4 separate regions of the Homo sapiens genome follow, and all the other regions are linked to region 3. Evidence: chromatin loops called from intact Hi-C (ENCODE). Cell type or tissue: HCT116. All regions are shown on one strand. Each heading gives the region's core, and the rest is flanking DNA. Links, peaks and the distances in the headings are about the cores only.

What was found. A loop is a pair of places that touch in the nucleus more often than their neighbours do. Peaks named below come from ENCODE experiments on the same cell type or tissue, not always from the same donor. Only the 100,000 strongest peaks of a DNase experiment are listed, where the experiment ranks them.
Region 1: it touches region 3 in a loop (9-fold over the local background); 47 of 110 quality-filtered maps call a loop at or near these places.
Region 2: it touches region 3 in a loop (8-fold over the local background); 68 of 110 quality-filtered maps call a loop at or near these places.
Region 4: a loop joins it to region 3, with 11 times the contacts of the local background. A loop is called at or near these places in 49 of 110 quality-filtered maps.

The regions. Positions count from the first base shown.
Region 1 is chr3:32,293,170-32,300,969 of GRCh38, reverse strand. All of the region lies in intron 1 of CMTM8 (CKLF like MARVEL transmembrane domain containing 8), which reads right to left. Among named protein-coding and RNA genes, the nearest start is that of CMTM8, 58 kb to the right of the region's middle. In HCT116, for the core only: a CTCF peak has its summit at 4,089 (motif pointing left); a DNase peak (open chromatin) is centred at 4,079.
Region 2 is chr3:32,336,270-32,344,438 of GRCh38, reverse strand. All of the region lies in intron 1 of CMTM8 (CKLF like MARVEL transmembrane domain containing 8), which reads right to left. Among named protein-coding and RNA genes, the nearest start is that of CMTM7, 51 kb to the left of the region's middle. In HCT116, for the core only: CTCF peaks have their summits at 3,268 (motif pointing left) and 4,163 (motif pointing right); a DNase peak (open chromatin) is centred at 4,148.
Region 3 is chr3:32,173,851-32,182,019 of GRCh38, reverse strand. No RefSeq gene overlaps it. Among named protein-coding and RNA genes, the nearest start is that of CMTM8, 61 kb to the left of the region's middle. RefSeq lists enhancers at 3,588-3,757, 4,063-4,232 and a cis regulatory region at 4,147. In HCT116, for the core only: CTCF peaks have their summits at 3,965 (motif pointing left), 4,593 (motif pointing left) and 6,217 (motif pointing left); DNase peaks (open chromatin) are centred at 3,919, 4,609 and 6,209; H3K27ac peaks cover 476 bases.
Region 4 is chr3:32,463,109-32,471,277 of GRCh38, reverse strand. No RefSeq gene overlaps it. Among named protein-coding and RNA genes, the nearest start is that of CMTM6, 36 kb to the left of the region's middle. RefSeq lists silencers at 2,822-2,931, 3,522-3,591. In HCT116, for the core only: a CTCF peak has its summit at 3,272 (motif pointing right); a DNase peak (open chromatin) is centred at 3,254; H3K4me3 peaks cover 366 bases; H3K27ac peaks cover 1,519 bases.

The DNA.
Region 1 (7,800 bases), core at 1,582-6,581, 120 kb before region 3:
TTTTTTTTTGAGATGGAGTTTCACTCTTGTTGCCCAGGCTAGAATGCAATGGCAAAATCTCGGCTCACCACAACCTCCGCCTCCCAGGTTCAAGCAATTCTCCTGCCTCAGCCTCCCAAGTAAATGGGATTACAGGCATGTGCCACCACGCCCAGCTAATTTTTTGTATTTTTAGTAGAGATGGGGTTTCTCCATGTTGGTCAGGCTGGTCTTGAACTCCCGACCTCAGGTGATCCACCCACCTCAGCCTCCCAAAGTGCTGGGATTACAGGCGTGAACCACCGTGCCCAGCCTAAAAGAATATTTTATAACATAAAATGAAATATGAAAATGCTATGAAATCCAAATTTCAGTGTCTCTAAATAAAGTTTTATTGGAACAGTGTTAGGGCTCAGAAGACAATACCCTAAAGTAAGGGCTCAGAAGCAGTTTTTCTCTGACCTTGTCCTGCTTGCCTCTCAGCCTCATTCCCCCTTTCCCCCAAAAAGGCAAGCACAGATATTAGAATCCCTCTTCCCCAATGGAGATCATGGAAACCAAAACCCTTTTCCCCAAAGCCAGCCATAAAATCTAAAAATTTCCCCTACTTTTCTGTGTAAGAATTGGCCACAAAGAAATAATCTGACTGACCTTGTTTGGTTGTAGTTCATAAGACCCCCATTCCAGAAAGGGTCCTGCCCCATACCTGGAAGGAAATTATGCTGCAGAGAGTCCAAGAAGAATCTGAACAGACAGCCCTTGCTGGGTTCCCCCGCTCAGCCTATTAGCATTAGATCACACCCTTTTGGTCCAACCACAGTTCCACACAGCTATCCATTCATCATCAAACTGAAGCATAAAAATGGATAGCTTCCCCTGTATCTTTGGGTCTTCGATCTGAAGACTGCTGTGTCACGCAAAAGTATGATCAAAGAAATGTGTTATGCTTTTGTCTGTTAACCTTTTTGTTATAGAGGTGCTGGCCATGATTTTTATGATGGAGAAGAAAGGCATCATCCCTTTTCAGCACCTACAGTGGCTGTATCCATTCAGTTATGTATTACCCGTGGCTGCTTTCACACTATGATGGCAGAGTTAAGTAGCTACAGACAGTACATATTTTGGCCTACAAAGCCCAAAATATTTACTATCTGGCAGTCTGCAGAAAAACATTGCTACATTTTCCCCTAGATTATTAGATGATCTTTGCTGGGTTTGTCAGACAATGTTCTAGTAGGATATTAAAAGGGCACTCAGTCATCTTCCTGAACTTTTTTCTAAGTTTCAAGTACATTTTTCTTGAAGACTACCGTCAATGATAATTTAATTATAAATTTAAAAATAAAGAAGAGTATAACTGAATCATTTGTAACTCAAAGGATAAATGCATGAGGGAATAGATACCTCATTTTCCAAGATGTGATTATTACGCACTGCATGCCTGCATCAAAACATCTCATGTACCCCAGGTACATAAGCACCTACTATGTAGCCACAAAAATTAAAAAATTATTTTTCTTAAAAATGACCTAATACCAGATTATATTTTCCTCTTGAATCAATGACTCCTATAAAAGGAAAGTTGATCTCTGGTGTAGAGACAGTTGAGCTAAATAGAATCTTGGCATTTCAATGGTTAAACCAAGTACTTCAACAAGTTTACAAAATACAGAGTAACCTAAGCCAATATTTTCATTGATTCAAACCAATGGTCCCTTTTAAATTCTTCTCCAAAAGGAAGGAGTAGAAGGAAGAAAAATTAACATTTGGAAATCGTGCCTTGAAATTTTCTCACCTTACACTGTATGATAATACAGGCTCTAGGCCCATGGGCTGTTTTCTATGAAAATACGTCAGGACTCTTTGAGGTGTGATCCCAAGAGGGATTTGAAGCAGCAATCTGAGCGGGGCACAGTGTTTCGTGTCTATAATCCCAACTGTTTGGGAGGCTGAGGTGGGAGGATCATTTGAGCCCAGAAGTCCAAGAGCGGCTTGGGCAACATAGCCTGGACCCCTGTCTCTAAAAAAAAAAAAATATATATATATATACATATATATATATATATGTGTGTGTGTATGTGTGTGTGTGTGTATGTGTGTATATATATGTATGTGTGTGTATATATATGTGTGTGTGTATATACACACACACATATATATACACATACACACGTGTATATATATATATATATTAGCTGGGTGTGGTGGCGCATGCCCCTAGTCCCAGCTGCTTGGGAAGCTGAGGTGGGAGGATTGCTGGAGCTCAGGAGAAGGCTGCAGTGAGCTGAGATCGCACCACTGCACTCCAGCCTGGGTGACAGAGTGAAACCCTGTCTCAAAATTTTTTTTAAAAAGCAGCAATCTGATAAGGAGCCGAATGATAGGAGAGCAAGTGAAATATGAAGTCAGGATTGTTTCAATTTAATTAGCAGAAGCTGGATATAAGAAAAATATCTAGCAAGGATCGCCCTGGAAAGAGACCAAGAGTGCTCATTCTGAAATTTTTTAAAGAGAATGAAAGATTTCAGAAAGTAAAAAAAAAAAAAAAAAAAGGGGGGTATGTTTATAGTATCTCTGTATTTTAGATCCTCAAATATTTATATAGAGTTTTTAATTAGGGGCTGGACGTGATGGCTCACGCCTGTAATCCCAGCACTTAGGGAGGCCAATGCGGGTGGATTGCTTGAGATCAGGAGTTTGAGACCAGCCTGGCCAACATGGCAAAACCTGTCTCTACCAAAAATGCAAAAATTAGCTGGGCATGGTGGTGGGAGCCTGTAGTCCCAGCTACTGGGGAGGCTGAGATAGAATTGCTTGAACCTGGGAGGCAGAGGTTGCAGTGAGCCCAGATTGTGCCACTGCACTCCAGCCTCAGCGACAGAACGAGACTCCAGCCACTGCCCCCCACCCCCAACCAAAAAAAAAAAAAAAGTTTTTAGTTAAGAGATTAGAGAGCTTTTGTTGGAGTTCTGAGCAATGGCTGCTGCTGATGACCATGAAACCAGTTGAAGAACACAAGCCAGACTTCTTTACCTTGGTGCTTGAGTTTCTCATCATCTCCAATTTTTAAAATGTTATTCTTATCCAGGGTTCCCTCATAAACACTTCAAGTCCTTAAATTAACACTCAGTCCATTTTCCCAAATCCTTCCCACACACAAACCTTATTTTCCCACCCACAGACCTGTATTTTAAAATGCCAAATCCCCCTGAGTTTAAGAACTTGTCTTTCCTTAACTTCCACAAGCTGGTAATTAACTTTCCAAATGAGGCTGGTGAGCAATAGAAGAAATTGTTATCTTTCACCATCAATGTTTTGCACAAGATGCTGTGATGACACTGCTGGGATTTCAGACAGACAAAGCAGCCTGGAGTGTCTGCGCCACCCCAGACGGGGCTGCTGCTAGCCACAGCATTCTCTGTGCAAGGTTACCACTGTATTCCCCAAGGTGAGCTTTAGTCACAAATGTTGGTTCACAGATAAGAATAGCCTCATCAAAAGTTTAGGTACAGGCCAGGCACGGTGGCTCACGCCTGTAATCCCAACACTTCGGGAGGCATAGGTGGGTGGATCACCTGAGGTCAGGAGTTGGAGACCAACCTGGCTAACATGGTGAAACCCCACCTCTACTAAAAAATGCAAAAATTAGCTGGGTGCAGTGGCGGGCGCCTGTAATCCCAGCTACTTGGGAGGCTGAGGCAGGAGAATCACTTGAACCCAGGAGGTGGAGGTTGCAGTGAGCCGAGATTGTACCACTGCACTCCAGCCTGGGCAACAAGAGTGAAACTCCATCTCAAAAATAAATAAATTAAAAAAATAAAGTTTAGATATCCCTAGACTGTGTACATTCAAGGTGAGGAAATGATGTAATCTTTCTTTGAACCCAGAGGGCAATTTTTCTAAAATCATCTTTTTGCATCAACACATCCTAAGGGGATGTTTTTCTCTCTGTTCAATGGCTAGACCACAAACCTTCCAGAAAAACAACCATCCTATGAGAGCAAACACACGGGGAGGGAGTGGAGAAGGCATCCTCAGGATCCCTTATTTACAATAACGAAAATGTGGAGGTCATGGTGGACGGCTCTGCTGCCCTCTACTGGCCATGTCAAGCATCATCAGCCACAATAACACACAGTCTGCCGCCCTGGTTTTTCCCTTTGTGGTTTTAATTAGGCACTGCTCTTCCCGAGGAAAACCTGGGTGAGAGAGGCAGGAGGCCCCCACCCATGGAACCTCAGATCTGGATGGAACATCTAATGCAACATGGGCACATTACACAACCCTAAGGGGTGCCATTCCTGTGGAATACATCAACAGAGCTCTTGCACTTAAGCAATCCTGCAGCCCCAGTGGGTCATTTAATAAATGCCCCAGAATGGTAAGTGATCATTCCAGGGTCATCAGACCTGTGATGGACCAGAAGCAGGACCTGTTGCTTGCCTCAAGGGAGTGGCAAAGGGAAACAAGATTCCTACAAAGGAAAACAGGTTCCGACTGGGCTGGCCCCAGTGAGGAGAGCCAAGTCAGAACATGTATCCACTTCCTATTCTACGCTTCAACTATCCATCTGTCTAGCCATAACTCATTGTGCCAGGTACTCATTGCAGATACATACCACCAGATGGGAGAGACAAGCCTACTCCGGAGGGGGCTGAACAATTAGGGAGATTCAGACAAGTAAACCAGCAATTACCCTATAATGCTGTAGAAGTCTGGGTCAGGTGTGGTAGCTCATGCCTGTAATCCCAGCACTTTGGGAGGCCGAGGTGGGAGGATCACTTGAGCTCAGGAATTCAAGACCAGCCTGGGCAACATAGTGAGACCTCATCTTTATTTAAAAAAAAATAAAAAATAAAAGGCTGAAGCAAAGAAGTCCTGATTGTTACTGAGCACAGAGCTGGAGGGGCACACAACACAGACTGAGAGGTGGGAAAATCAAGGATGGTTTCCTGAAGACAGTGACATCCAAGACAGAACAAAAGGATTTAAAGGATATATAGATATTAGCCAGGTGAGGTGGGCATGGAAACCATTACAGGCAAGTGGAATAACAGGTAGAATAAAGCAGAGATGAGACAGCATGGAACATTTTAGGAACTGGAGGTCCAGTGGAGCTGGAACGTAGGGTGGATAGATATCCAGGCAACAAACAAAGCCAGATAGAAAGGCAGGCCCCGGATCACACAGGGCCTTGCAGTCCAGGAAAGGAGTCTGAACCATAGCCCGGAGGCCATGAGGAGCTGCTAGGGGTTTAAGCAGAGGGGAGACATTAATAGATGTGGGTATGGGTTTCCTCCATCATACTAGGCTCTGAAGAGGTTCCATGAAGGGCAGTCATCCTTCCTGCCCCCAAGGAACTTACAGTTCCTCAACTTAACAAAATGATATACAATAGTTGGATCTATGCTTACTACTGAATCATTTACTTCTATTCATTGGGTGTCTATCACCCTAATTGAATGCAAGCTCCACAAAGACAGGGATTTTCTCTTTCCGCTGTTTTGTTTTGTTTTTTTTTTTTTTTTTTTTTTTGAGATGGAGTCTCGCTTTATTGCCCAGGCTGGAACACAGTGTTGCAATCTTGGCTTACTGCAACCTCCGCCTCCTGGATTCAAACAATTCTCCTGTCTCAGCCTCCCGAGTAGCTGAGACTACAGGTGCACGACATTATGCCCAGCTAATTTTTGTATTTTTAACAGAGATGGGGTTTCACCACATTGCTCAGGCTGTTCTCGAACTCCTGACCTCAGGTGATCCACTTGCCTTGGCCTCCCAAAGGGCTGGGATTACAGGCATGAGCTACCGTGCCCAGCCTAAATCCTCAGTTTTGAGATCTATGCCTGGAACAAAATATGTGTTCAAATAATTGCTGAATAAATCACCATTCACTTCCTATAAAGTTTGTTGTTTTGTTTCATTTTGTTTTATTTTTTGAGACAGAGTCTTGCTCTGTCACCCAGGCTGGATTGCAGTGGCATGATATCAGCTCACTACAACCTCCGCCTCCCAAGCTCAAGAGATTCTCCTGCCTCAACCTCCCAAGTAGCTGGGATTATAGGTGTGCACCACCACACCCAGCTAATTTTTGTAGTTTTAGTAGAGATGGGGTTTCACCATGTTGGCCTGGCTGGTCTCAAATTCCTGGCCTTGAGTGATCCGCTCGCCTCGGCCTCCCAAAGTGCTGGGATTACAGGTGTGAGCCACCGCATCTGGCCACAGTTTTGTGTTTTAAAGAATAGACACAATATCTTTATTCACTGCATGCAAGGGCACATGGAAGGCAGGGCAGAAAACAAGAAGACGGATCTGCCCTCGAGGAGCTGATGTTTATTAAATGCCTATCTGCTGCCGCATACTTTATGTGGCTTCTCCTAGAGAAGTATCATTCCCATTTTATAGATGAGAAAACTGAGGCTCCAAGAAGAAATTTGACCAAGGATCCAGAGATAGTAAGTGGTAAGGCTGGAATTCAAAACCAGACCTGCCTGACTGCAGACTCCCACCTGGCTCTGGGCAACAGCTATGTGACTGGCAGCCACACAAGGCAGCAGCACTAAGCCAGAGGGAACGTGGAGAAGGACAAAAATGCAGCGTAAAGCATAATCGGAAAACGTTTCATAGAGAAGAAGGCATCTGGAAGCCTCACAGGATGTGAAAATGTCTAAAGTGAAATGGAAGAGCATTCCTGACAGAGGGACAGCAAGCACAAAGACCTGGACACAGATGTGCACAGGACACTTGCCATTCAGGGAAAAGCAGACTAGGCTGAGTTCACTTAGCTCCTTGTTCACGATATGTAAGGCTGGATCAATGTTACTCAGGTTAAGAAACATGAGGCACTTCTCACCTATGGGATAGGCAAGAATTCAAACGTTTCACAATCCTGTTGGTGAGGCTGTGGAGAAACTGGCCTCTCAAGTCACTGCTGATAAGAGTACCAAAGGGCACGACTCTCATGGAGGAGAAATCTGGAGGTGGCCACCAAAATGAGATGTATTTACCCTTGATCCTGCAACCCCAGTTCTGGGATCTAACCTACAGATACACCTGCACAACCAATACACCTGCACAACAGATACACCTGCACAAAGAAGAATGACACATGAACAGGCTTACTCACAGAGCACAGTTTGTTTATTTATTGAGGCAGAGTCTCCCTCTGTCACCCAGGCTAGAGTGCAGTGGCACAATATCAGCTCACAGCAACCTCTACCTCCTGGTTCAAGTGATTCTTCTGCCTCAGCCTCCCGAGTAGCTGGGACTACAGGTGTGTGCCACTACACCTGGCTAATTTTTGTATTTTTAGTAGAGACGAGGTTTCTCCATGTTGCCCAAGCTGGTCTTGAACTCCTGACCTCAGGTGATCCACCTGCCTTGGCCTCCCAAAGTGCTGGGATTACAGATGTGAGTCACTGCACCTGGCCTATTTATTTCTTGAGACAGAGTCTCACTCACTCTGTTGCCCAGGCTGGAATGCAGTGGCACAATCTTGGCTCACTGCAACCTCCGCCTCCCGGATTCAAGCAATTCTCCCATCTCAGCCTTCCAAGTAGCTGGGATTACAGGTGGGCACCATGCCTGGCTAATTTTTGTACTTTTAGTAGAGATGGGGTTTCGCCATGTTGGCCAGGTTGGTCTCAAACTCCTGACCTCAAGTGATCTGCCCACCTCAGCCTCCCCAAGTGTGGGGATTACAGGCATGAGCCACCACGCCTGGCCTGAGCACAGTTTAATAGCTACAGATTGGAAACAAGTACCCAATTAACCACAGTGGACAAGTTCAATCAATGATGGCACCTCCACACCATGGACTGCTAC
Region 2 (8,169 bases), core at 1,664-6,663, 160 kb before region 3:
CACTATTGGTGGGGCAGGAAATGCTACATTGCTATAGGACATAAGTTGGCTGATTTATTTTTGACTTTAGTCTTGACTGGCAGGAGCACCATTATTGAAAATGTACTCTAGCCTTGAAAACAGGTAACTTTTGACAATTAACTAGGCTAACCTAGAAGTAAAGCACCAGCTGTTCCCAGCTGGCTTAGCTCAGGGGATTTGCATTGTTCTGGTGAGATCTCAGCATACCTCTGAAATACCTCATTAGATTTTAAATCATTTATCATACTAATTCCTTGCAATGAAGTGGCATTGGAAATAGTGACTGCAGATTTGCTATTATGTGGCCTGCCAGAAGAGAACTAACCAATATCGCCATATCTTGCTGTTCTACTTCTGGTGTACATTTAATATGGCACATATGTGGCAACATTCATTCATTCAAAAACCTCAGGTCTTGGCCAGGCGAGGTGGCTCACGCCTGTAATCCCAGCACTTTGGGAGGCTGCGAAGGGCAGATCACTCGAGGTCAGGAGTTTGAGACCAGCCTGGCCAACGTGGTGAAACCCTGTCTCTACTAAAAATACAAAAAATTAGCCAGGCGTGGTGGCACATGCTTGTAATCCCAGCTTCCTGAGAGGCTGAGGCAGGAGAATCACTTGAACCTGGGAAGCTGGGGTTGCAGTGACTTGAGATCACGCCATTGCACTCCAGCCTGGGTGACAAGATTGGTGAGATTCCGTCTCAAAAACAAAAACAAAAACAAACCACCTGAGGTCTCAATGGCAGTGCAACGATGGGGAAAAAAAGACATGGTCTCTGCCCCCAGTTGACATTTAATTATAAGCTGTAATAAATCCTATGAAAAGAAACTATGGTGATACAAGAATGCAAAGCACAAGGACACAACCAAGTCTGGAAGGTCAGAGGAAGTGAGAGACAAATAGGTGAATGAGAGTTAGCCAGGCAAAATTTGGGTGGTGGGAGGAATGCCAAATCTCTGAGACAGACACCCCAGCTGGTGACATGGGTCTTTGCAGGTCTTGACTTGACACATGAAGACTTTGCAGGTGGAAATCCACTTGCAAAGGAGGCCTGGCATCAGACAGCAGTCTCCAAGGATGGCACCTTTTCTTAAAGGCAAGACTTATCCCATAGTGGTTTGAAGGCCAGAGAATGTTAGTGTTGGATTGATTAACTCATTTCACAGATGAAGAGATGCTTACAAATGAAGAGAAGTCCAGGACACATTCAGAAGCAACCAGCCTAGGGTCATGGAGCTAGTCAGGGGTCAAAGCAGAACTAGCGTTCAGCGGCATCTTCCAATCTGGTGCTACTTTTATTTATCCCATAGTCTTCATTGTTTGATTCCCTGTTCCTTCCTTCTCCTTCCTCTCTCGCTGAGGTGACACTACCGCACATGGTAATAGCAGACTGAGAGGCAGAGTTTGCTTAGTGGGGAAAATCCTTACTGTGGAGTCAGTCTACCTGAATTCCATTAGCCCTTGGGCAAGTTACTAACCTGAGCTTCAGTTTCCTCAACTGTAAAATGGGGATACAGAGGCTTCCCTCCTAGGGTGTGGGAGGACAAAATGAGTTAATCAATGTATGCACAAGAGTGCTTGCGAGGTGCTGTGTCAATTATTACTACTATGCTAATATTATTGCCAGGGTTTACAATGGCTCTTAGGAGAAACAGCTCTCCTCTTTCTCAGGTAAAAAACCTACTTTTCTCTGTAACTGAAGCTTTTTACACTTGTGTGGAGCCAAGAAGTCTACTTCCAGCTCCCTGCATGTATGGACTGAGCTTGAGAGCTCTCTCATGAGTAATAATGCCAACACGATGTCAGGCTAAGTGAACTGTGAATGTGTAACCCTGAAGCTCTGTCTTCCCTGCCCTGTGTGGACACCTGAATGCCACACGGTCCACCTCAATACCATGGTTAGCATGCCCCTGTTCCTGTTTGGTTAAATGGTATAATCAAGGCCATCTGGCCTGGTAGGAAGAGCTGGGCTTTGAATTCTTACCACCTGTGTGACTAGGCAAATTGCTTTCATCTATTCAACCAATATTTATCGAGGACCTATGTACCCAAGCCCCTGGTAACAGTATAATATCTACTATGGAATAAGGAAACACTTCTTGTACCTTACCTCATTTGACCCACACAGCTAGCCCCCTAAAATAGGTTTTTGTTTTTTGGGTTTTTTTGAGATGGAGTCTCATTCTGTTGCCTACGCTGGACTGCAGTGGTGCGATCTTGGCTCACTGCAACCTCCGCCTCCTGGGTTCAAGCGATTCTCCTGCCTCAGCCTCCTGAGTAGCTGGGATTACAAGCGCATGCCACCACGCCCAGCTAATTTTTATGTTTTTAGTAGAGACGGGGTTTCCCCATGTTGGCCAGGCTGGTCTCAAACTCCTGACCTCAGGTGATCCGCCCACCTCAGCCTCCCAAAGTGCTGGGATTACAGGCGTGAGCCACCATGCCCAGCCTTAAAATAGGTTTTATCATGATGATTTTATAGATAGGAAAACCAAGGCACAGTGAGTTAAAAAACTTAGTCCAAGTTTATTTATTTTTTTTGAGACAGAGTCTTGCTCTGTCGCCCAGGCTAGAGTGCAGCGGCAACCTTGGCTCACTGCAACCTCCGACCCCTGGGTTCAAGTGATTCTTCTGCTTCAGCCTCCAGAGTAGCTGGGATCAAAAGCACATGACACCACACCTGGCTGATTTTTAAATTTTTATTAGAGAGGGGGTTTCGCCATGTTGGCCAGGCTGGTCTTGAACTCCTGACCTCAGGTGATCCACCTGCCTCGGCCTCCCAAAGTGCTGGGATTACAGGTGTGAGCCACCACACCTGGCCTCAAGTTTTTAAACTGTACTACACATCAACATCATGCCGTAAGTAATTTAACTCTTCTGTGCCTCAGTTTCTTCATCAATAAATAGAGATAATACATATTTTCTAAAATCCACATAAGACAATATACTCTACAAAGGATAGTTGCTATTGTGATTAATACCTTAAAAAAAAGAGCAGTTTGGCAGACCATAAGCCTGCCTTAGAGGAATAGGCTGGTGTTTGAGACAGAGAAGCTGGCTCCTGCCGTGTTCTTAGGGATAGGACATTACCTGGAATGCCACCAGCCAGTCCCTTCTCACGTGCAAGGTTCTGGGCATATGGAGATTCTAGTAAAGGCAACAGAAGCCTCTATGCAAATCCACTGTCACGTCTGCAAAACAAGATGCCCGGCAGCTGCCCACCACTGTTGGGCCACTAGGTAGTGCCATCTTCAGGCTGAACAGGGCTGATCACGACAAGGCCTTTTGAAGTGCTGGTCTTTCACATGGCATCTTGGTGAAGGACAAGTACATGGAAAACAGGATGGCAACTAATCCTATTTGCTCTGATGGCTTAAACATCTAAGTTAGAGAGCATGCTGCTCTTAATTCAATGAATTCCAAGAAATCTTGCAAGAAAGGTGATATATTACAGAGTTTGACACAGGAGCCATATTGAGTCAGTAAATAGGCTATGGGCACCTGCCACATGGTAGGCACAATACTGAGTGCCCAGGGTACAAAGGTGAATGAGGCTTGGGTCCCTGCACAGGAGGAATTCGCCATCTAGTGCAAGAGACAAACACAATTCAGTTCTTTCTTTTTCACCAGGGGTTGGCAAACTTTGGCCCAGGGCCACATGCGGCTCACTGTCTGTTTTGTATAGTCAATGAACACAGCCATGCTTATTCATGAATGTATTATCTATGGCTGTTTTCACACTACAACAGAATATGTGGCCTCCTGGCTACATAGCCTGAAATATTTACTATCTGGCCCTTTATAGAAAAAGTTTGCCAATTCCTGTTTACAACCACACACACTCTCTGCACTAGGAAATATACACACATGCACATATATGTGTACTGATGTTTTTGTTACCTGTTTTCCAAATCAGGTTATTAAATATATCAAGCCAGAGAAGATTATACAACGGAAGAGTATACCTCTTTCCTGGAGCATCAAGGAGTTACATTATCCTCAAGCTGACCTCTCCCTACATTTGCTTTCCAGAGTCACAGGGGCTCTTCAAGCCAGTCACCTCCACTCTCATCCCAGGTTCGGAGCCCTTCTGTTTAGCAAGCATGGCGACCATCTTCACTTATCCACTAGAGGGTATCCAAACACTGCTTATGAAGACTAAGGTGATACAACCGGACCCTGTTGAATGGCGAGAGATCAGAGTTTACTGTCTGGATGAGTTCCTACACTTACAACGCCTTGCACAGAGGTGGCAGGGCATGGAAGAATAAACTGGACTCTCACCCATTAGTACCAGACGTTGCCTGGAAACAGATCTGACAAGAAATGCAATCAGCTGGCTGAGATAAGGATGAATTAATACAAAGACTTGGAAGGGCAAATTTAATCCACAAATTCACAGCCTCCTCCTTCTACCCCTGCAAAGTTCTTTTTATTTATTTATTTATTTTTTGAGATGGAGTCTCACTCTGTCGCCCAGGCTGGAGTGCAGTGGTGCGATCTTGGCTGACTGCAAGCTCTGCCTCCCGGGTTCACGCCATTCTCCTGCCTCAGCCTCCCGAGTAGCTGGGACTACAGGCGCCAGCCACATCACCTGGCTAATTTTTTGTATTTTTAGTAGAGATGGGGTTTCTCTGTGTTAGCCAGGATGGTCTTGATCTCCTGACCTCATGATCCGCCCGCCTCGGCCTCCCAAAGTGCTGGGATTACAGGCATGAGCCACCGCGCCCGGCCTACCCCTGCAGAGTTCTTACTGAAGTATGTTTAATACTTTATAGGGGAACTGTGTGGAGCATCAACAAGCACAACCGAAGGGCTTCAGGCCTTGCTGCTTTCTCCAACAAGGCACTTGGCCTCTGGGCTAGAAAGATAGTTTTTAATTGGGAATGGAGAGCTGGCCCTTAGCAGAAGCATGTCTGGATTGCCTGGGAGGATTTCAAACCATGTGGTCGTCTTTCTGTTTTCAAACACAGCATGAAGATGGGCATCTCCTTCCGGTCCTCTCTGACCTTTTCTGAAGTCCAACTGTGTAAGATTCCTTTGGGTACTCTATTCCAGAACAGAACAAAACTTGAGGCCTAGATGTTGCTAGTAATTTGTGAATTACCTTATTCTTGCTTAGGACTTTAGTCTCACGTTCTACGATCAACTAAAGACCGGCACTGTGACAACACCACAGGACCCTGATTTTCCCAGCAGGCAATGGAATGGAAATTGACCTACTGGGCTGGCTTTAAGATATGCCCACAAATTCTTTGATGCTCTTCTTGAAGGTAAGCTGGACTTACTGACTTGCTTTTGATGAACAGAATGTGGCAGAAATTATGCTATGTGACTTGGGAGGCTGTGTCATAAAAAGGAGATAGCATCCATATTGTGAGGACACTCAAGCAGCCTTGCAGGGAGGTCAACATGGAACAGAAATGAAGTTTCCCACCAATAGCCAGCACCAACTTGCCAGCCACGTGAGTGAAGCTGATTCTCCAAGCTGAATCCTTGGAAGTGGATTCTTCAGCCCCAGTTAAACTTTAAGTGACTGCAGCTCTGGCAGACATCTGATGGAACCTTAGGAAAACACCTGAGCCAGAACTGCTCAGCCACGTTGATCCTGAATTCCTTATGTACAGACACCGTGAGTGATAACAAATGTCTTCTGCTGCTTTAGGCTATTACATTTAGGGGTAATTTGTTACACAGAATTAGATGACCAATATACAAAGTACCATCCAATTTTGCCTTATATACAATAGGTAGTGTGTTAGGTGCAAAGCCTGGGAGACCTGGGTTTGTCACTAATTTGCTGTGTGACCACAGACATAACTATTTTCCTGAGCCTTGGTTTGTACCTTCACAAGATGGGTACAGCACCACCTAGGTTGCTGCAGGGTCTTAAGGTGTTTTGTGATCGGCAAAGATAGAGGTAAAAGCAGTGATATCAGTCTCATGTTTTTTCTTCCAGAGAACATGATTTAATGCTTAGCAGAGTTGGTTTCTTAACAGTAGTGGCCCTAGGGTACTCAGTCAGTGAAAGAAAGGAATGGGAGGTGTCCCATGCCTGTAATTAGAACTACTGGGCTAAGGGTGCTGAGGAACCTCAAGAGCAGAGGTTGGCATGCTTTTACTGTAAAAGGCCAGGCCGGGCACGGTGGCTTACACCTGTAATCCCAGCACTTTAGGAGGCCGAGGCGGGCAGATCACAAGGTCAAGAGATCGAGACCATCCCAACCAACATGGTGAAACCCCGTCTCTGCTAAAAATACAAAAATTAGCTGGGCGTGGTGGCACACACCTGTAGTCCTAGCTACTCAGGAGGCTAAGGCAGGAGAATTATTTGAACCTGGGAGGCGGAGGTTGCAGTGAGCCAAGATTGCACCACTGCATTCCAGCCTGGCGACAGAGTGAGACTCCATCTCAATTTAAAAAAAAAAAAAAAAAAAAAGGCCAAATAGTAAATATTTTTGGCTTTGTGGGCCACATGATCTCTGCCACAACTACTCAGTTCTGCCACTGTAGCATGAAAGCAGCCATAAACAATATGTAAATGAATGGGAGCAACTGTGTTCTGGCTGGACTTGGCTGCTGGACTGTAATTTGCCAACCTCTGCCTTGTAGCCTTGGATTCTCCAATGATGTCTGGTCCCAGGCCAGCAGGATCAGTATCCCCCAGGAGCATGTGAGAAATGCAGACTTTTAGGTCACACCCAGACCTGCTGAATCAGCATTTCTGGGAAGGAGCCCAGCAAGGTGTCTTCCCAAGCAGCTCAAGTTTAAGAAGCCCTATTTTCTTCCCTCTTTCTCATGGGCTGCTCCACACACCAGGGATTTAAAAGGAATACTGGATGCTGATGACCCAATCCAAGATCTTCTCAGGACTCACAAAGAACACAAATCTTCCCCCAGAATCAGAGAAAAACACTTGGATCATGGTCCTGGGTCACCATTAAGTAAAGCTGCAGCCAGCCCCAGCCAAACAGCTTAGAGTCTTCAAGAACACTGAACAAACTGTGTGAAAAGAAGACTCTTAGAGTGAGGGGATTGGATTTGGTGATATTCCAGGGCCACCTCTGTCCGTGCAGGCCTGGCTGGTGTTGTCTGTGGTCAGATGCTAACCTGGCTCCCACATTTACTTACTTCTGTCAACACTTTTCCATTTCACATGTTGGTTTCCACTGTGGTTTGAATGTGTCCCCCAAACTTTATGTGTTGGAAACTTGGTCCTCAAATGCAGCAGTGTTGAGAGGTGGGATCTTTGGGAGGTGATTGGATCATGAGGGCTCTGCTCTCACAAATGGATTAATCCATTCATGGATTAATGAGTTATCTCGGGAGGAGGTTTGTTATCACAAGAGGGAGTCTGTTTTAAAAGTCAGTCTGGCTGTCTCTCGTGAGCCTCCTTGCAATGTGATGCCCTGCACCGCCTCAAAACTCTGCAGAGTCCCCACCAGCAAAAAGGCCCTCACCAGCTATGACCCCTTGGCCTTGGACTTCCTGCCTCCAAAACTGGAAGAAACAATGGTTTCCTTAATAGATTACCCAGTCTCAGGTATTCAATCACAGCAACAGAAAACAGACAATTTCCTTCTGTTTTGGTGAAGCATGGGGGAATAAAAGGCAAAGAGGAGAAGAAAAAAATGAACGCTATCTCCCAAGGAACAGAACTGAGATAAAGGCTTACAGGAAAGAGGATGAGAGAGTAGTGAGGAAGAGGCAAGAGTCCCTATAAAAACAGCTCCTTCCATTTCTGTGTGGGAGAGAGACGTTTATTGAATGACAATAAATGTCTTACCTCCAGCACCATCAGTATTTGTATAGGACATCACCAGTTACATCGCTCACATCTCATTTAGCCACACAACAGTTGTATGATGGAGATATGATTATCTTTATTTTACAGAGGGAAACTGAGGCTCACAGCAGTGAAAGGCTATGTTCAAAACCATGTTCTGCAAAGCTGCTGGAGCCCTGGCTGAAAGCCAGGTCTAAGGACTCTTTTCTGCTACAGAGCCTCCCAGCACTGCCTCAGGTCCACAGCCCAGTTTGAGGTCAAGATAAAATCTTACATGTACAAGCCTTGATTTGTGCCGACTCCACTTTATCACAGGTCCCCTGAAGGGACTGCACAGAGCCTGAGAACCGGCTTTACTTG
Region 3 (8,169 bases), core at 1,628-6,627:
GAAGAAGTCAGCGCTGTGAATCAACAGGAACACAGATTCTTCTGCAGATACATGTACTAAAGTTGAAAGAAATGATGTTCACATCAAATCCTTGTCAATAGAGCACATGCAGGAACATGCACGCTGGAGTTTGCAAAGGACATCAGAGATGTCTCAGAAGTTGCGATCAGTTGTTCTGGAGGAAAAATAAATCACATTGCAAGCGGCTCAATGCCCTTCTGTGGAAATTGCCAATAAGCATTGTGTGCATACTCCCACCTCCAGGAGGCAGGGACCTCAGGCCAGGTTACTCGATTATTTATTGGAGATCTGATTTAAAAGAATGAAACCAGTTTAAAAAATAAAAAAGGCAGGGCAGGGGAGTAGGCAAGGACTAGCTGAAAGAAAAGAACAGGCAGTTATTTACAAAGGACACGCACATGCGCACAGACGCGCAGGTGCAGACCTGTAATGTGATCAGAAAGGCAGTGTACCAGAAAATGAAGCAAAAGTCTTTAGTGAAGATCAAAACCAGAAGTAATTGTCCATGGCAGGCCCGGGGTACTGTAATGCTAAGCAAGCCATGCTGGCTTCTGTGGGCACAGAACTCACCACCCACGAAAGATCTCTGACTTGCTGGGTTAAAGGAGGTCTGTCCTCTCTCAAACTAAGACTCACACCCTGGATTGCCCAGGTTTGAGAACTCTTTATCAGATTAAAAGCCTCTAAGGAATCTGCCTCAAGTAGTAGAAAAATATCCCAGATTTGGAATTAGGAAAGTGTCACAAACACAGGAGAATTAGCACTAGGTATCTGGAAAATAAAGCAGGGTTCTCTGGCCCAGTATGAGAGAAATAGATCAAGTTAACAGCGTAGTCATTTAGGTGCTTGTGGAGAGACCCCAAGAAGCGATTTGACACCTGTATGTGCCCTTCCTGGTGTGGATTTCAGGAACCCCGGGGCCTTTGATTCTCAGGTGGTCACTCCTTTCGGTAAGTCAAGGTGACACAATCTCTGAGGTGGCTGAAAAGACCATAGCCAGAAAGTCCAGAGGATGCACACACATACCTGTGAGTTGGATAATGGCAGGATGCACGGTGCAAACACCACGCATCCCTCTCCTGTTTCCTTTAACTCCAAGAGAAGTGACCTCAATCTGGGGCATTACTGTGCCACTATCTGGAACAGAAATGGGGCAGGGTTGTAAATGACAAGGAAACATAGGCAACCCCCCCCAGTAAGGTGGCAAAGCCTTTTGTGGATACAAAGGGTGGATGCTGAACTCCTCACCCCCACCCATGAGAAGGTTACTGTGGTGACTGCTGTGTGAGCCCAGTGACAGGGAACAGAAACACATGCGTTCAAGGAAATCGTCGGAGGGATGAGAAGGGAGAGAAATTGATTTGACAGCTTGTTGCTGCCACAGCTTCCTTAGCAAAGATAAGATCAGGATGGGGTTTATTTAAAAAGAGACATCCTGATGTCTACCCAAGATGTCCATTCTTATTGTATTTACTCTGTTGGCAGGAGTAAGGAAGAAGTCACTTTTGGGTAAACGCTGCTTAAAGTAGTAGCCATTCCAAATTTGCAGAGCAAATTTGTAAACGGAGAACTGAAAATGAACCAAGAAAAACTAGCACATCCTTGGCAACCTACCCTTCACAGGGCTTCAGCTGTGTTTTCTTAGAAACACAAACCATCTTTGTCAACAGAGCCTTGACACCCACTCATAAGGTGTACTGGCCGTCATACTCCAGTCCCTTTAAAAAGGGGCCTGCAGCTCCTTCACCGAGAACCAGTCAGTTTTGCTTAACAGAATTGCAAATTTGGTGGCTTAAATCATGTAGACTAAACATCCCTAAATGAAAGTGGTTTACAGAAAAAAGTTGGGATTGCTCCTCAAAGATCTCTGCATCAGGTCTGGCTGTTCAGTGGGATCCCGTGGGAGCTCTGGAGACACTCTAAGTCTGGGACCCACTCTAGAGCAGTGAAATCAGAATCTCGGAAAGGCGGGCAGGTCCTTGGCATTGTTCCCAAAGGCTTCCAGGTGATTTCAACACTCACCCGGGTGAGAAAGAGTGGTCCAGGGCGGAGCTTGTCAAAGCAAATGGGCACAGGACTCACCTGGGGATCTCCTTCAAGTTCAGAGTCTAATCCAGACAGGTCTGCGAGACGAGAGTGAGTTTCTAACGAGCTTCAGGTGATGCTGATGCTCTTGATCCCAGGCCACACAGGATAACAAGGGTCCCCAGGCCTACCTCTTTAATTATAGGGATTGGAATGGAGGATTTTCACCAATGAAGTACAGTTCAAAGCCAGTCAGAAACTTTTTGATCATCATGGTAAAAACAAAACAAAACAAACAAAACCAACTTTATTTATGTGTGAGGAGAGGTCAGGGGTAAGCAATCAGATCAGATGAGTAGAAATCAGATGCTATTAAAAACAGTTTTGAATTTCAGTTACATTTTTCAGTAAACATTACTTCAACTGATGAATGGGAAAACAATGTAGCATATCCCTACGATGGAATATTATTTGGTCATAAAAAGGAATGGAGTTCTGATACATACTACAACATGGATAAACCTTGAAAAATTAGGCTAAATGAAAGAAGCCAGTCACAATAGACCACATATTATATGATTCCATTTATATGTCCAGAATAGGCAAATTGATAGAGACAGAAGGTAGGTTGGTGGTTGCTTAGGGTTGGGGATGGGGGAATAGGGAAATGATAGCCAAAAGGTGAAGGTTTTTTTTTTTCAAGTTGGTGAAAATGTTCTAAAATTGTAACAAAAACCCATCGTACACTTTCAATGGTTGAATTGTATGATATATGAACTACATCTCAATAAAACTGTTATAAAATACTGGAAGATCTTTGCAGTGCATATAAGCAACCAAATATACAAAGGATATATATTTTAAATGTATTGCATATACTATATTATAGTCTTTAATATATTATCTTTATATAATATACAAGCATACATTATATATAATATAAAATATTAAGATTATGTAAGGACAGACTTTCAGGAGCAAGTCAACTCAAAAAAAAAAAAAAAAGGAAGAAGAAAAGAAAAGGAAAACAGAGGAAATGCACAGTCAACTCACAAAAGGAAATTGGAAGGCCAACGAACACAAGGAAAGAAGCTCAACATCTTTGGAAATCAGGGAAATGAACATTAAAATATCAACCAGATACCATTTCAGACCTATCAGATTGGCAAAAACCTACACAAATTAGTATGGCAACACCAGGTGATGCCAAATGTGGAGAAATGAGAATTCTTCTATACTAATAATGGTGGGAGAATAGATTGGTCCAAGTTCTTTGAAAAGCAATTTAGTAATATTTTAGTAAATTTGAAGATGTGAGTATCCCATGGCTTCCTAGTATATACCCATGAGAAAGTCTCACTTAGGTACACAAGAGGCATGCACAGAAATATTTCCCATTTTGTTTCTTTATTAGTAAAAAAAAAAAGAGAACCTTCAAACAACCTAAATCCCATCAATAGGGAAATGAATAACTAGAATGGGATTTATTCATATAATGGAAAGTAAGACAGCAGATAAAAAGAAATGAATTTGAGCTATTGTATGCAATAAAAATATTTAAAATAGAATTCATATTTTATCTCCTTCAAAATGAGACTAAATAGAGCAAAAGTATAGGAGAAAGTCGAGTTGATAAATATATATATTGCTTGCATCTGGCACACCATCACTCCTGCCACACTGCATTGGCAAAGCAAGTCACAAGAGCAAAGCCAGATTTGAGGGCCTGGGAGATATACCGTGTCTGTAAAGCCTGTAAAGTCTTGTGGCAAAATGCATGGATTCAGGGAGGGATGAAGTGGAGCCAAGATCTACTACATCACTATGTCATTTGTTCTGCCAAATCGCCATGTCATGTGCCTATTTCCAGACAGGAACCAACTGGAACAGAGCATCCCCTAGTGGTCATCTGTGGGCTAGATACTGAGGACACACAGTATCAGTAGAACCTCTGGCTTAGGGAGAACTGCCCAGTCACCAGAACACGTTGTATGCACAAAATGATCAGTAAGATATTCAACTTGAAGCCACAATTGACCCATGTGTTGAAGGAAAGGTAGGACTAAGTGTCCAGTGGAGACAAGGATGCTCTGGGAAGGAGAGGTGCCTTGAAGAAAGACTGGTGGTAGCCATACCTCTGTGCCTTTGTAAAATGGGACTATTACCACCTTCCCTGAAATAAGTTATAGGAAAGGGCCCGACACATAGTAACCGCTCAGAAAATGTTAATAGGCTCCAGAAACTGAGCTGTAATCCCGATCTGCATCCACATCCCACTCACTTTTCCAGCTACCACGGCACTGTCCCTTCTTCCCCCACTCCCAGGCTTTCTGCCATCACAGAGCCTTAGCACATGCTGCTACCTTTACCTGGAACACCTCTTCCTTCCCTATTTAATTCCACCCCATCCTGCTACATGGGTCGAGGGTCACTTCCTCAGGAAAGCTTTCCTTGACCCTAGTTACAACTTTGCTTAGCACACGACATGTCCTCAATAAGTATCTGTTAAATGAACGTTGTTGGTTGAATAACCCTTGCGCAGTGCTGCCCTCAAGTGATTATCCTGGGTATTGCAATAATTAATTTCAAACGGTTGTCACACTTAGGACGGCAGGATCAATGAGAACAGAGTCCTGAATGAGTAAGTCCTGAGCAATGGGATGCAAGATTCATAAATTACCCGCAAGAAATGAAATGTGAACTTCTGAAGTTCAGGCCTCACCCTGGACACTGTGCTGGGCTTAGACTCCCGCTTCTTCCTTCCTGCCACACAGATACTTCCTTCACCCAACTCTGGCTTCAGTAACTGCCTGGACACTGGCCTCACCCAACATCTCTGCTCCTCATCCCCTTTTGATCTGTTGTCCAGAGTGTCCTCTTGCTTCCTGCACATCTCCCCACAAAGGTCCCAAGCAATTCCATCCAAATATGGATTTGTCATTTTCTCTCTGGGTTCTTTCCATCATGAAGTCCCCTAATATGTTCAGGGAATTGGGAAAAGCAAATGACATGTTTTCTGACTTCTCAAGAAACCCAAGATAAAAGATACTATTTACAGAAAAGAAAATTAAGGCCTAGGGGGAAGTTAGCTCCCCAAGTTCACACAGGTCTAAAATTTGAACCCCCACCTGACTCCAAAGTTCTGAAACTAGAGATGGACTAGTTTTAGGGGGTTATGACTTTAAGAAAAATAAAAATCTATGAAAACAAAGTTTGGTACAGGGCCTTAGAAAGGATTTACACAAGTGAGGGTCTTGAAGCTTACATTTCATTAGCTTCATGATTACACAGCATCCTAGTGAAAATTATGCTGTCTCCAAAGATAACAGACAAGCAAACCAGAAAGATTAGGATGCAAAGAGGTTTTATCTTTCCTACCACTCTCCTTGCTGAAACTGCCTCCTTTAAAAGTATTTCCCAGGTGTGTTCCTGGAATCTTTCCTAAAAGCAGAAAGCAGGAAGCAAGTGTTTTTGCTTTTGTCAGAATGTCAGTGTCAGAATGAGAGACAGAAGAAAACAGAAATTTAGTAAAGATGTTCATAAGTGGGTCTCCGACATCAAGGAAGAGAAAGAGATCAAGAAGCAACAAAAGTCCCCCAGACATCTAGGTGGACACAGGCCAGCAGTGAAAGTAAAGCTGCTGTATGTCAAAATGTGTGGTCTGGGAGTTTCCGGATAGCTGAACACATGGAGGTCCCCGGAGGCTGGCGTGCCCAGGGAGGGCGTAGAAGCTCCATGCCCCTGGCCCCATACCTGACCCTATGCATCTCTTCATTTGTATCCTTTGTATTCTGGGGACTCACATTTTGCTCCAGACCTCTATTTCCCAGGCTTTGTCCCCTTGCAGAGAAAGGCCGCATCAACTCTATTTTTCCTGTTTAAAAAATTTGCCTGCTAACCTAGGGATTGACAGACTTCAAGCCAAATCTGACCCACTGTCTATATTTGTAAATAAAGTTTTATTGGAATAACAAGAAGAAATTGTGGTCTGTTTTGAGTTTAAAAGTCAAAGTGAAACGTAGACACTGGGCGCTTTCTAGTACAAATTTAGTTTAGTTCATAAGAAATACGTGTTCTTCTAAAAACTTGACCAAAATGCCATAGGAATAGTGATGTCTTTCACAGCATGCCAACTGCCTAGGGAAGTTATTCACGAAGAGCGACCTCTAGTGGGCAAGGGTCATAGTTAATTAGAACCTGGAACTCTCCCAGAAAAGCATCTTACCCCCATTTCAGCTTGTTTTGACAACAGCTTGAAGAGGTTTTGAATAAATAGTGAATTTGTGATTAAAAAAATGTTTCTTGTTTTAACATTCGTTATAAACATCTCATTTACATGAACATTTCTGTGACTATAAAAACTTTCAAGGCCAGGTGCGGTGGCTTACACCTGTGATCCCCGCACTTTGGGAGGCCGAGGTGAGTAGATCACCTGAGGTCAGGAGTTCAAGACCAGCCTGACCAACATGGTGAAACCCCGTCTCTACTAAAAATACAAAAAACTAGCTGGGCGTGATGGCGGGTGCCTGTAATCCTAGCTACTTGGGAGGCTGAGGCAGAATTGCTTGAACCTGGGAAGTGGAGGTTGCAGTGAGCCAAGATTGTGCCATTGCACTCCAGCCTGAGTGACAGAGCAAGACCCTGTCTCAAAAAAAAAAAAAAAAAAACTTTCAGTACCAACTATTACAACTATATAGTAAGATGGCTGCTTTAACACAATTGTAGTTTTGAATAACAAAAAATTTTATTTTTTACAGTGAAACTGACAGGAGAGACATAAATTATTAAGTACAAAGGCTCACATTTCTGGGACTTATTTGGTTCAATTTAGGTCTCTGGTTATTATAAAGAATTCCCTAATAGAGGCTGTAGAGGTAATTAGGAACAGAAAGTGAGGTCAGAAGCATAAATTGCAGCCATCTTTGTGAAGGGGGATTTGGCGGTTTCCATTAAAGTATAGAACACACATACCTTTGAGCCAGCAATTCCGCTTCCAGGATTTTATGATGTAGATTCACTCATATAAATGAGCAGAAATCCATGTGCAAGAATGTTTTCTGCACCAGTTATTATAATAAAAAGAAAACAAACATTTATCTGTAATAAACTAAGGAAGAGTCATAGAAAATGATGCAGATATGTAGAATGATGTAGGAGATTATATTGATACAGAAAGTTCAATATTAAAACTATTAAAAAAGTTTTAAAACAGTATTGTCTTAAAATATATCGCATGCATGAACACAGTACATTTATGAAAGTCTGCAAAAGAATTGAATGATTACACTTTCAACCCTTCACATCATTGTTTGCTTTTGCTTAACTATGAACACCCATTACTCAAAGGAGTTAATGTAGTCTTATCTAAGAGTTAAGAACACAGACTTTTAAGCCAAACTCCCCAGGTCCAAAACGTGGCCTCATTAATTACTATCTCTGTTATTTGGACACGTTCTTTATCCTCTTTGTGCCTTAGTTTCCCCATCTGTATATGGGGGTGATACATTTTTATTAATGTTCATCTATGCAAAGCACTTAGAACAGTGCTAAAAGTGGGCCAGGCATGGTGGCTTATACCGATAATCCCAGCACTTTGGGGGGCCAAGGCAGGAGAATCACTTGAGGCCAGGAGTTCAAGATCAGCCTTGGTAACATGGTGAGACCCTGGTTTCACAAAATATTCAGAAATTAGCTGGGTGTGGTGGCTCATGCCTGAAGTCCCAGCTATTGGAAGAAGCTGAGGCAGGAGGAATGCTTCAGCCCAGGAGTTGGAGGCTGCAGTGGGCTAGGATCGAGCCACTGCAGTCCAGCCTGGGCAACAGAGGGAAACCCTGACTAAAAAGAAAGAAAAAGAGCAGTGCTGAAAGTGTTTCGCTACTGTTATTTTAACTTACAATTTTAAAAACTAGGTGTTGATATATTAGGGAAAATTGGGTGAAGGGTACCTTTGCAATTTACTATGAATCCGTAATTATTTCAAAGTAAAAAGTTAAACATGCAGTTATTAAAAATAACTGATATAAAAGATTGTCAAGATGTCATGTTAAGTAAAAAAAGCAAGATGTGTAACAATGCATCAAGTAAGCTCAATTTTATGTAGAGAAATGGGGAAGGGAATGAGAA
Region 4 (8,169 bases), core at 1,335-6,334, 290 kb before region 3:
TGCTGTCTGGGCTGATTCTTAGGTTCTTTGTTGTTCAGGCTCTTGGGCAAATGTGGCCACATGTCTGATGACTTGGGGGATGGAAGCTGTAGGAATATTCTTAGGTTTGGGATGTACCATCCAGCGGCCAATTTTGCTGTAGGGCCACTTTTCTTCTTCTTCTTCTTTCTTTTTTCTTCTTTTCTCCTCCTCCTCCCCCTCCCCCTCCTCTCCTCCTCTCCTCCTTGTCCTTCTTCTATCTTCTTCTTCTTCTTCTTCCTCTTCCTCTTCCTCCTCCTCCTCCTTCTTCTTCTTTTGTAGTTGGTGGCTATTACAAAGTTTTCCTTATTTAATTGTGAAATATCTATTTGAGCTGTGACACAGCCCCCAAGATGACCACTTGAAAGGCAGAGCGCCTGGGTTTTGTCCTTGCTCAGGGCCCACCTGTCTTTCGTCAGTGGTGCTTGGGTGGCATGTAACGCCCTGAAAGCAGTCTTCTTTGTGCAGACATGATGGAAATGCCTGCCCATACACCAGCAGTTCACACTGTGCTGGGTTTGTCCAACCCACTGATGCCACATCACTGGGAAATTCAGGGCAATAAAAGTGTGCTATATGCTGTGCTCGTGAAAGCAAACTGACATTCCCCACAGGGAGATCTAAAATAATGCATTAGCAATACCCTAGGTTGCAAACCAAGTACCAGGTAGGATGGCAGCAAAACATTCATTCATTTTTATTATGTCAGCACAATTGAAACAAAAGATGGCCACACTCTTTTTGAAGCTTCCCTAATCCACAGTAGAGTTCCCAGCATCCATTCGACAGACAGGGATGTTCAGCTAAAGAAAGCTCTGTATAGGCTGGGCACGGTGGCTCCTTTGGGACGCTGAAGCAGGTGGGTCACCTGAGGTCGGTAGTTCAAGACCAGCCTGACCAACATGGAGAAACCCTGTCTCTAGTAAAAATACAAAAAAATTAGCCAGGTGTGGTGGCTCATGTCTGTAATCCCAGCTACTCGGGAGGCTGAGGCAGGAGAATCGTTTGAACCTGGGAGGCGGAGGTTGTGGTGAGCTGAGATCACGCCATTGCACTCCAGCTGGGCAATAAAAGCGGAACTCCATCTCAAAAAAAGAAAGCGCTGTATAGCACCTCTGTTGGTATAAAACCTGTGTGAGAAGACCAAATACTTTTTCTTCTCCCAGAAAGAGGCATTGTTTCAAATGTTATGCTTGGCAAGCTTTATGAGTAAACACCATTCTTGGGCATGCATCTGACTGCTCCTGATATGAGTCACCAACAGGGGTCACAATAAATGTATCCAGTGAACAGGTTCTTGCAAAAGAGAAGCACAATCCAGGCAAACACACACACACACAGACACACACACACACACAACACACCACCTCACAAAACCACAGCAAGTATGTAGTAAGTTTAGGAATATTTGGGACTTCCTCCTGGGTAGGAATGAATCTGGGGATGCAACCCCACATCTAAGTCTTGTCCCTCTGCTGTCGTTTGCCCCAGACTGAGTTGTATCAGCTGAGACTTAGATCTTTGCTCCACAGGAACTGTGACATCCACTCCAGGTTTTGTATCAGGTCATCTGCTGTTCTGAGCACCCTTACAGCCCCCTAGCTAGTCCAGCTCTGCCTGTCCCTTTCATTCCATCCATACCTGGCTTTCAGTCATAACATGTATTATGCAGGTTTTTTTCTGGGCTTTTTTTCTGATATGCAGTGGCCTCATTACTCAGAGTTTGCATTTTGTAAGAAATCCACCTCTTGTTCAAATGACTTGCTTGTTTGAGAAGTTTAGTGGCTGAAGACTCGTTTTGTCTCACTCATCCCTCTGGGGCCTTGCGGTCTTTCTCTTTCCAGTCCCCTGGCCAATCAGCCAAGCCGTTCACCACTCCCTGAGTCTGTATATTTTCTTTCCAGCGGATGATCAGATGCACTGCCCAGAGCTTTGCCCATTGGGAGTGTTTCCTTTCACTGCTGTCTTTCAAGGCTACCCCTGAAATAACACTATTAGTGCAGCCAGCACACATTTTCAGCTTGTATCCACGTGGCCCGCTGAGCCATCATCATGAGTGAACCAGGGAAGGAGAGTGAGCCAATATGAGGATATTACTGAGTTAGCCACCACTGTGTGATTGGTTGCTCGATTCCACAGGACTGTCCTCTGAGAAGCTGTGTAAAATGTGCCTCAGGGTGGTCTGGTCCAGGAGAGGAGGAGGAAGAATGCACGCACTGGTTCCTGTGTCCCATTGGTCAGTGTTACCTCACAGGGAGTGAATTCCCCTGCAGCACTTGCAAGTTGCACTGTGTGGCCGCTGAGCAGGTCCCATGGCAGTGTCCACAGGAAAGCGCCAAGGTGACAGTTGAAGGCCCAAATCACAGCTATCAGGTTATGCTGGCATGACATGGTCGTAGGCCTTGCAGGGCTAGCACTGCAGTGGTGGCTGGATCAAGGGATAGGTGAGGCCAAGAGGATGTAACATGTTGCATAATGGTAAGTGAATAAAGTCCTGAAAGATTACATACAGTGTGGTATCTTTTCCATTTAATTATAAACTACCAAGATTACAAGAAATGCAAGCCCGTGATCAATGGGGGATTTGGGAGGTTACCTTGGGAGGAAAAAGATGGGAGGGTGATGAACTGAAGAAGCATATTGTTACAGTTGAATGCAGGTTGTCACGACTAGCTTCAGTGCTGACTATAAACAAAAAATAGGGAAGGAGGGAGGAAGGAGGCCATGCATGGACCATGATTAGAGTGTAAGAGTGTTATGAACTCAGGATGATGATTAATCTGTGTACCTGAGGTTCAAATAAAACGTGCAGGCCGGGCGCGGTGGCTCACGCCTGTAATCCTAGCACTTTGAGAGGCCGAGGTGGGCGGATCATGAGGTCAGGAGTTTGAGACCAGCCTGGCCAACATGGTGAAACCCCGTCTCTACTAAAATACAAAAATTAGCCGGGCGTGGCGGTGGGCGCCTGTAATCCCAGCTACTGGGTAGGCTGAGGCAAGAGAATTGCTTGAACCTGGGAGTTGGAGGTTGCAGTGAGCCGAGATCGTGCCGCCACTGGACTCCAGCCTGGGTGACAGAGTTAGACTCTGTCTCAAAAAGAAAAAGAAACCCACAAAACAACAACAACAAAACCCCCCAAAAAACAGCAACAAAAAAACCGTGCAAGTGGATGCTTCTAATGTGAACAGTTCTTAGCTTTCCCAGAGGCGTGGCTCTCCCCAAGGAACGCGGCGGCGATGCTTCCCGATGGCCGCCAGGGGGCGTGCGCGGCCAGGAGCGGGCGCGTTGCGCGCGGGCTCCTGCAGCCACCTGCTTGGTGGGTTTTGTTTTCGCTACAGGAGAGCTGTGTCCAGCTGGGAGGTGTGGCAGCAGGCACAGCTGTTGGCCGGGGACCCCGGGGGCTCCCCAGGGAGGGCCTCCGCCCAGCGCGCTGCCCCTGGGTTCGCTAGGAAGCATCTGCCAGACCGGCGGGGCCCCGACTTTCCGGAGAACTGCCAAGACCCTGGGGCAAGCGCTTGAGGGCCCTCCTGGGCAGGATCGCAAACTGGGGCTGGCTGCTTCAGCTAGCCCCCAGCAGGTGTGTTTGGCCTGAAGTGTATCTTTGAAAAGATACTTGGCAGCATTTAAAAATCGGGAAATGTTTAGCGTGGAAATCCAGATGACCATTTCTCTGGGTCACTTGGGGCATCTGGCAGCACTTGGCCAGCGGCTCGCTCCACACGCATCCCTGCCCGGCTGATGAGGTTTGTCACAGTTTCGGTTAAATCAGTATTCCGCGTGACCATTATTCTGGCTGTTATCACTATTCACAACTGAGCCAAGCGGCACACTTCATGCTGTGGTAACATTTCCTTTTTTGCATAACTCTACGTGGAGTATTTTTTATTTTATTTTTATTTTATTTTTTTGAGAAGGAGTTTCGCTCTTTTTGCCCAGGCTGGAGTGCAATGGTGCAATCTCGCCTCATCACAACCTCTCCGCCTCCTGGGTTCAAGTGATTCTCCTGCCTCAGCCTCCCGAGTAGCTGGGATTACAGGCATGCACTACCACGCCCAGCTAATTTTGTATTTTTAGTAGAGACAGGGTTTCACCATGTTGGTCAGGCTGGTCTTGAGGTCTTGAACTCCCGACCTCAGGTGATCTGCCCGCTTCAGCCTCCCAAAGTGCTGAGATTACAGGCGTGAGCCACCGCACCCGGCCTATGTTGTTTTTTATGTACACAGAATATGGCAATAAAACCCAAACAGTCCACCAGTTGTCTCCCCAGCCCTCCTCCAACCTGGGCCCTTTCCATCCACCTGGTGCCCAGTGGTTCCTGGCATCTCCCTTTATGTCAGTGGTTTCTGTCAGGCCTCTAAGCCCAAGCTAAGCCATCATATCCCCTGTGACCTGCACGTACACATCCAGATGGCCAGTTCCTGCCTTAACTGATGACATTCCACCACAAAAGAAGTGAAAATGGCCTGTTCCTGCCTTAACTGATGATATTATCTTGAGAAATTCCTTCTCCTGGCTCATCCTGGCTCAAAAGCTCCCCTACTGAGCACCTTGTGACCCCCACTCCTGCCCGCCAGAGAACCCCCCTTTGACTGTAATTTTCCTTTACCTACCCAAATCTTATAAAACGGCCCCACCCCATCTTCCTTCGCTGACTCCCTTTTCGGACTCAGCCCGCCTGCACCCAGGTGATTAAAAGCTTTATTGCTCACACAAAGCCTGTTTGGTGGTCTCTTCACACGGACGCACATGAAATTTGGTGCTGTGACTCGGATCGGGGGACCTCCCTTGGGAGATCAATCCCCTGTCCTCCTGCTCTTTGCTCCGTGAAAAAGATCCACCTATGACCTCAGGTCCTCAGACCCACCAGCCCAAGGAACATCTCACCAATTTTAAATCAGGTAAGCAGCCTCTTTTTACTCTCTTCTCCAACCTCCCTCACTATTCCTCAACCTTTCTCCTCTCAATCTTGATGCCACACTTCAATCTCTGCCTTCTCTTAATTTCAATTCTTTTCATTTTCTGGTAGAGACAAAGGAGACACGTTTTATCTATGGACCTAAAACTCTGGCGCCGGTCATGGACTGGGAAGGCAGCCTTCCCTTGGTGTTTAATCATTGCAGGGACGCCTGATTATTCACCCACGTTTCAGAGGTGTCAGACCACGCAGGGACGCCTGCCTTGGTCCTTCACCCTTTGAGGCAAGTCCCACTTTCCTGGAGGAGGGACAAGAACCCCAACCTCTTATCTCTGTGCCCCATCCCTTTTTTCCGTGCCCTGACCCCTTTTCCACTTTTCTGGAGGGTAAGAATCCCCCACCCCTTCTCCGTGTCTCTACTCTCCTTTCTCTGGGCTTGCCTCCTTCACTATGGGCAAGCTTCCACCTTCCATTCCTCCTTCTTCTCCCTTAGCCCGTGTTCTTAAGAACTTAAAACCTCTTCAACTCACTCCTGACCTAAAACCTAAATGCCTTATTTTCTTCTGCAATGCCGCTTGACCCCAATACAAACTCGACAGTAGTTCCAAATAGCCGGAAAACGGCACTTTCAATTTTTCCATCCTACAAGATCTAAATAATTCTTGTCGTAAAATAGGCAAATGGTCTGAGGTGCCTGATGTCCAGGCATTCTTTTACACATCGGTCCCTCCCTAGTCTCTGTTCCCAATGTGACTCGTCCCAAATCTTCCTTCTTTCCCTCCCACCTGTCCCCAGTCCCAACCCCAAGCGTCGCTGAGTCTGTCTAATCTTCCTTTTCTACAGACCCATCTGACCTCTCCCCTCACCAGGCCAAGCGAGGTCTCAATTCTTCCTCAGCCTCCGCTCCTCCACCCTATAATCCTTTTATCCCCTCCCCTCCTCACACCCAGTCCAGCTTATAGTTTCGTTCCGTGACTAGCCCTCCCCAACCTGCCCAGCAATTTACTCTTAGAAAAGTGGCTGGAGCTAAAGGCATAGTCAAGGTTAATGCTCCTTTTTCTTTATCCCAAATCAGAGAGCGTTTAGGCTCTTCTTCATCAAATATAAAAACCCAGCCCAGTTCATGGCTCGTTCGGCAGCAACCCTGAGATGCTTTATAGCCCTAGATCCTAAAAGGTCAAAAGGCCGTCTTATTCTCAATATACATTGTATTACCCAATCTGCTCCCAACATTAAATAAAGCTCCAAAAATTAAATTCCGGCCCTCAAACCCCACAACAGGACTTACTTAACCTTGCCTTCAAGGTGTACAATAATAGAGTAGAGGCAGCCAAGTAGCAACATATTTCCGAGTTGCAATTCCTTGCCTCCACTGTGAGACAAACTCCAGCCACATCTCCAGCACACAAGAACTTCCAAACGCCTGAACCGCAGTGGCTAGGTGTACATCCAGAACTGCCTCCCCCAGGAGCTTGCTACAAGTGCCAGAAATCTGGCCACCAGGCCAAGGAATGCCCGCAGCCCAGGATTCCTCCTAAGCCGTGTCCCATCTGTGCAGGACCCCACTGGAAATCGGACTGTTCAACTCACCTGGCAGCCACTCCCAGAGCCCCTGGAACTCTGGCTGAAGGCTCTCTGACTCCTTCCCAGATCTTCTCGGCTTAGCAGCTGAAGACTGACACCGCCTGATTGCCTCAGAAGCTTACAGGACCATCACAGACGCTCTAAGTAACTCTCACAGTGGAGAGTAAGTCCGTCCCCTTCTTAATACGGAGGCTACCCACTCCACATTACCTTCTTTTCAAGGGCCTGTTTCTCTTGCCTCCATAACTGTTGTAGGTATTGACAGTCAAGCTTCTAAACCTCTTAAAACTCCTCAAATCTGGTGCCAACTTAGACAATACTCTTTTAAGCACTCCTTTTTAGTTATCCCCACCTGCCCAGTTCCCTTATTAGGCCGAGACACTTTAACTAAACTATCTGCTTCCCTGACTATTCCTGGACTAAGGCTACATCTCATTGCTGCCCTTCTTCCCAATCCAAAGCCTCCTTTGCGTCCTCCTCTTGTATCCCCCCACCTTAACCCACAAGTATAATATACCTCTACTCCCTCCTTGGTGACCGATCATGGACCCCTTACCATCTCATTAAAACCTAATCACCCTTACCCCGCTCAATGCCAATATCCCATCCCACAGCATGCTTTAAAAAGATTAAAGCCTGTTATCACTCGCCTGCTACAGCATGGCCTTTTAAAGCCTATAAACTCTACTTACAATTCCCCCATTTCACCTGTCCTCGAACCAGACAAGCCTTACAGGTTAGTTCAGGATCTGAGCCTTATCAACCAAATTGTTTTGCCTACCCATCCTGTGGTGCCAAACCCATATACTCTCCTATCCTCAATATCTCCCTCTACTACCCATTATTCTGTTCTGGATCTCAAACACGCTTTCTTTACTATTCCTTTGCACCCTTCATCCCAGCCTCTCTTCGCTTTCACTTGGACTGACCCTGACACTCATTAGGCTCAGCAAATTACCTGGGCTGTACTGCCGCAAGGCTTCACAGACAGGTCCCATTACTTCAGTCAAGCCCAAATTTCATCCCCATCTGTTACCTATCTGGGCATAATTCTCATAAAAACACACGTGCTCTCCCTGCTGATCGTATCTGACTAATCTCCCAAACCTCAATCCCTTACAAAACAACAACTCCTTTCCTTCCTAGGCATGCTTAGTGCGGTCAGAATTCTTACACAAGGACCAGGACCGCACCCTGTAGCCTTTTTATCCAAACAACTTGACCTTACTGTTTTAGCCTAGCCCTCAAGTCTGCGTATGGCGGCTACCACTGCCCTAATACTTTTAGAGGCCCTTAAAATCACAAACTATGCTCAACTCACTCTCTACAGTTCTCATAACTTCCAAAATCTATTTTCTTCCTCACACCTGACACATATACTGTCTGCTTCCCGGCTCCTTCAGCTGTACTCACTCTTTGTTGAGTCTCCCACATTATTCCGGATACCACACCTGACCCTCATGACTGCCTCTCTCTGATCCACCTGACGTTCACCCCATTTCCCCACATTTCTTTCTTTCATGTTCCTCACCCTGAACACACTTAGCTTATTGATGGCAGTTCCACCAAGCCTAATCTCCACTCACCAGCAAAGGCAGGCTATGCTATAGTATCTTCCACATCTATCATTGAGGCTACCGCTCTTTCCCCCT